Linked DNA regions of Homo sapiens: region 2 is linked to region 1. The links are chromatin contacts, found by Hi-C or POLR2A ChIA-PET in ENCODE. All regions are on one chromosome and are shown on one strand. Each heading gives the region's core, a stretch centred on a gene start or an enhancer-like site at or near the end of the contact. The rest is flanking DNA. Distances are from core to core; before and after follow the strand shown.

Region 1 (2,549 bases), core at 36-2,535:
TTTCATTGTGTAAAAAACAAAACAAAAAAACAAATTGGGCAGGGCATGGTGGCTCATGCCTATAATCCCAGTACTTTGGGAGGCCTAGGCAGGCAAATCACTTGAGGTCAGGAGTTCAAGGCCAACAGGCAAAAACCCCGTCAAAAAAATTAGTCTGGCATGATGTCAAGCACTCGTAGGCCCAGCTACTCGGGAGGCTGATGCAGGAGAATCGCTTGAACCCTGCAACAGAGTGAGACTCTCTCTCAAACAAAATAAAACAAAACGGAAAAACTATTAGAGGCTGGGAGCGGTGGCTCACGCCTGTAATCTCAACACAGAGGCGGAGGCGGGCGGATCACGAAGTCAAGAGTTCGAGACCAGCCTGGCCAACATAGTGAAACCCCGTACTCTACTAAAAATACAAAAAATAAGCCGGGCATGGTGGCGTGCGCCAGTAATCCCAGCTACTCGGGAGGCTGAGGCAGGAGAATCGCTTGAACCCGGGTGGCGGAGGTTGCGGTGAGCAGCGATCGCGCCATTGCACTCCAGCCTGGGCGACAGAGCAAGACTCCGTCTCAAAAAACAAACAAACAAACAAAAAGCAAAAAAACTATTAGAGCCTGGGCAACATAGTGAAATCTTGTCTCTACCCCCCACCCCCAAAAAAATTAGCCTGGGTGCGGTGGGATGCACCTGTAGTCCCAGCTACTTGGGATACTGAAGTGGGAGGATTGCTTGAGCCTGGGAGGTCGAGGCTGCAGTGAACTGTGTTCACGCCACCGCACTCCAGCCTGTGCGACAGAGCGAGACTCTGTCAAAACCAAACCAAACCAAAACAAAAAAAACCTATGATCCGGTTTCTTGAAGCAGATCCTATGGCAAGCCATCAAGCCAGAGCGGTAAGAAGTAGGAAGATGGTGCTTTTAGATCCACTACATTCCCAGGATCAAATGTAGAACAATATTTAGTCCCTAAAGTGATTCTCTTTCCATTATTGTCAACTGCGTGGTCGGTGCAACGTGAAAGGGCCACAACTATGTGAAGGAAACACTTAGAATATAACACCAAAGGAGGCAATCGCTGCCTTAGACTTCCTAAAGATCTAAAGAACTCTTAGATGCTTGGTGAAATCGCTCTCTGCCGCTGGTGCGACTCAGGCGCGGTCGCGAGGAAGGTCCAGGGTGAACGCGCGTAGGCTGGGAGTCCGCGTTGGGGCGCTCCCTGGCTTGCAGGCCGCTCCGAGTGGGTGGGCCGGGGGCGGGGCCGGCGGCAGGGAGCGGACTCCGCCCCCGGGGCGGGTCCAGTCGGGCCGCGGCGCGTCGCTGCGCCGCACGTGTGCGAGCCCGGCCGCCGGTGAGTCGGCTGGAGCGCATCTGGTCCTCCGCGCGGAAAGCGCTGCTTTTGCCTGGCCGCCCTAGCCGCTGGCTCATCCAAGTGGCCTTCGCCGCTCTCTTGCGTCCCAACCAGAGCGCTGGCCACCTCGCCGCCCAGCTCACGCCGCGCCCGCGCTCCCAGGCTCCGGGTAAGTGCGCGGCCTCCCCGCGGCCGCCGGGGCTCCTCGGCCTGGCCCTGGCCCCAGCCCCAGCCCCAGGGCCCCGCCCCAAGAGGCAGTGCGGACTGGGAAGGCGGACTGGGAAGGCGGCCCCGCAGTGGTCAGAGCCCGCGGCGCCTCCATTATGGATCGTGCCAGCGGGAGCACGGTTGGAACCCAGTGGGTCCTGCGCTTCGGCGGTGCAGGCGCCGCTCTCCGCTCCCCGCTCCCCGCTCCGCTCTGCCCGGCCAGTCGTCCGGAGGCGCCGCGCCCGAGCGCTCCCCTCCTCCCCGCGCGGCGCTGTCCCCCGGGGGCCCCCTTCCCACTCCTCCCTTTCTTTGCCCCGGACGCTCCCTAAACTCTTGTCCCTCCGTCAGAGGAACACTGGCCCTGAAGCCCTTCACGGTGCCACTGCTTCGCCGCGCCTGCCTTCTGTGGGTCCAGCCCACGTGTTCCACCCCTGTGTCCTGCGTCGCCGCTCACTGGGAGCCTACTAGGCGCCACGCGGGCTCTGGGGACTGCTTGCTTTGTATGCATTTCCCAGAGTAGGAGTGGACGGGCTGCAGACTCAGAGTGCTTTCTCCAGCCCTCAAGCTGGGTGAATGCTTAACGAGTGGATGGAGGTGCTGCTGTGCAAGCTGAAATTCGAGTCCTCCTCGTCAGCCCTGCGCAGAGGTGTTTAGAAGCACACCTTCGTTGCCTGCCGAGTAGGGTTGGCAAAGAGTTTAGTTTTTAAAATATTTGGTCCCGTCAGACTACTTTTTTTTTCCATTCCAAAAATAAAGGGTTACTAAGGTTCCCTCCCCCCCATCCCCAAGCCTCTAATCATCTATGAAATGACTATGCCCCATTGGCCTGGGGGAGCCTCGACTATTGAGGGATCTGTCGAAAATCAGACTGTACAACACTATTGAAAAGGGGTTGGTTAGGCAATTGTTAGGTTCAAACATTAGGAAAGTAGCCAACAGTACGTACTTAACAACTCCTTGTGAACATGTTTTTGGTTTTTTTATTTTTATTTTTTTAATTTTTTTGA
Region 2 (2,549 bases), core at 29-2,528, 220 kb after region 1:
ATTATACATTTCTAGTTATCTTCCCATGATTTGTACCTCCCTCAAAGTCCAGAACTTGTTTTCCTCAGTCTAGCCTTTTCCCCGTACTTTATCACCCTTTGTTAAGATGGTGTGTAAACCCAAATTTTAATCACCCTTTTGAGTTAACACTGAGTTCTCCTTTGTGTATGCACATTGCATGCATAGGTAAACTGCTTTTTTTCCCCCTCCTGTTAATCTTTTATCTGTTAAATTCAGGGACCCCAGCCACTGAATCTAAGAGGGTAGGGAAAGAGTGTTTTCCTCTCCAACAGTGTGCTTCATTTTTTTCCTGTTGGGTAATTCAACACTGACTCTCCCCAAAATTACACAGAAGAATTAAAGTAACACAGGAATGAAGAAGCGAACATAGATTTATCTGTCAGATGCATTTAAATAAAGTTATTTCTCTACAATTTCCTTGGTCTTTTGTATACTGTTATAATAAACTAGTAGGCAGCAGAAAATTTTTTTTGTGACAGAGTCTCGCTCTATTGTGCGAGACTGTGTGGCACAGTCTCGGCTCACTGCAACCTCTGCCTCTTGGGTTCAAGAGATTCTCCTGCCTCAGCCTCCCCAGTAGCTGGGATTACAGGTGCCCACCACCTGTAAAAATACCCGGCTAATTTTGTGTTTTTAGTGGAGATAGGGTTTCACTATGTGGGTCAGGCTGGCCTTGAACTCTTGACTTCAGGTGATCTGCCTGCCTCAGTCTCCCAAAGTGCTGGGATTACAGGCATGAGCCACAGCGCCTGGCTGGCAACAGGATTTTTGTTAAATAATCATCCTCTGTTGTCTCCAAGATTTTAGAAATCCCAGAAAACATGGAAACCTATGAAAATATGAACTTGACCTAAAGTATTTTGAATAATATTTATTGCTGTGGTTCTAGATGCTTCTAAAGTTTAGACTAGAGGATAGTTTTTATCTTTGTTAGGTCAGGATATTTAGCTGTGTAATAGTTTGGTTTTAAAGCTGTATGCTTTTTGACTTCTATTTAGGCTAAGAAGGCTTTTAGTCTTTCTTTTAGTGAAGAGGGTGTCCCTAGTCTGAGGGCATCTGTAGGCAGCATGTATCAATCAGTGATTGTAGCCCGGGGCCAGGGCAGCCCTGCGGTTTTCACAGTGGATTGTCTATATATCATCTGTTTCAAGATTCCTGTAGTCATGATACTAAAACGGAAAGGTGGACCAAATATTTTGTTTTTCAGTTTATCAGTTTTTCTTTGAGTCATCTAAGTAAGGCTCGGGATACTGTCTAATGGGAAATGAACAGTTAAGACAAAATCAGGGCAAGTCTTTGGGCAAGACAACTCTGTTTACTTTAGTATGCATACATGCATAGCCTGCCTTGTTCCAAAAAGGATTTAAGGTGGCACTGCTGTGCACTTTCTGTGGTTTATGGTCTGAGACTTATTTATAAATACAGTTACTAGTTTCAAATTGAAATGAATCTGGCTTCCAAATGGTGTGTAGTGTACTTACCCCAACAATGCTGCCATTGTACCCCAAGGTCTTCTTTAGGATTTGAATATGTTCATTGGTCATAAATCTTTATCCTTTGATGTTAGAATCAATTTTTGGAACCAGCTAAAAGTCATTAAGTGCCGAGTTTGGTGAATAACCTGGATAGGCAATCTGGGTTGTTAGAGCTTTTGGTTTATTGTTTTTGACTCATGGACTGTGAGCCAAAATAGGATGATGAAACTAGTTTCTAAGCCACAGTTAACTCCTTGTTAACATTCAGCAGTCTTGAACAATGGGTCCAATTGACTCTTGGTCTTGTGCTACATTAGCAGTGCCATTGAGATCAAATAAACAAGTTAACATTGTCCTCACTTGTGATTTTGAGATGGATGTTTTCTTGGGTTTGTAGTACAGCAAAGTATACCATTGCAAATTTCATGTTTTCAGGTCGTAATGAAAACTTTTGAAGTCAACTCTACCGATTTTCTCAAAATATTTCTGTTTTTTTCAGCTGTTAACAAAAGATCCAAAACAGTGAACAGGTTGTAACTGCTCTTTATCACTTGGTGAAAATTTCTTCCAAACGTTTTCACTAGCTTTTCACATAGTTTGACCCTCTGCCACATATTCGTGTGTTTTGTTTTTTTACTATGTAACCATTAAACTGTACGAATTGAGTTATTACTTTGACATCATTTTATAGATGAAGAAACAGGTTTACGAAAGATGAGACTTGATTTAAGGGATCAGAGATACTAAAGAGTCAAGATTCAAATCCCAGTTTTCTGGGTTTTTTTTCAGTGTATAATGCTGCCAGGATGGACATCAGCCATAACCTCCTTAATTTTCTTTTAGTAATATGAATTAATTTTCATATAAGAATATGAAAATTAAGAGCTCTTCCCTTTTATTTCCATAAATCTTGTGGATTTAATGCCACCCCTAATTAAATGTTAATTACTTTTTACTCAGGTCATTTTTTTTTTAATTATACTTTAAGTTCTAGGGTACATGTGCACAACGTGCAGGTTTGTTACATATGTATGTATGTGCCATGTTGGTTTG

The links. Hi-C counts contacts between places; a loop is a spot of excess contacts on that map. ChIA-PET counts read pairs that join two places held with the same protein, here RNA polymerase II (POLR2A). Pooled maps may share reads with other maps.
Region 2: a pooled map shows a loop between it and region 1 (7-fold over the local background). The contact joins the enhancer-like site here to the promoter of PUS7 in region 1. A Hi-C loop is called at or near these places in 1 of 37 single-sample maps with no recorded cell type and 4 of 50 pooled maps. POLR2A ChIA-PET finds 5 or more read pairs at or near these places in 4 of 52 experiments (GM12878, H1, activated T-cell and 1 more).

The regions. Positions count from the first base shown.
Region 1 is chr7:105,521,007-105,523,555 of GRCh38, reverse strand. It overlaps PUS7 (pseudouridine synthase 7), which reads left to right and starts at 1,285. Exons shown (of 16, transcript NM_019042.5): 1 at 1,285-1,504. RefSeq lists enhancers at 20-520, 1,804-2,458 and silencers at 1,157-1,906, 2,116-2,261.
Region 2 is chr7:105,303,385-105,305,933 of GRCh38, reverse strand. The region is part of intron 2 of SRPK2 (SRSF protein kinase 2); the gene reads left to right. Among named protein-coding and RNA genes, the nearest start is that of SRPK2, 84 kb to the left of the region's middle. Within about 2 kb of position 1,278, at least 6 of the 41 ENCODE cell types and tissues checked have a DNase peak (open chromatin) inside an H3K27ac peak, as active enhancers do; they include GM12878, where a contact is called at or near this core.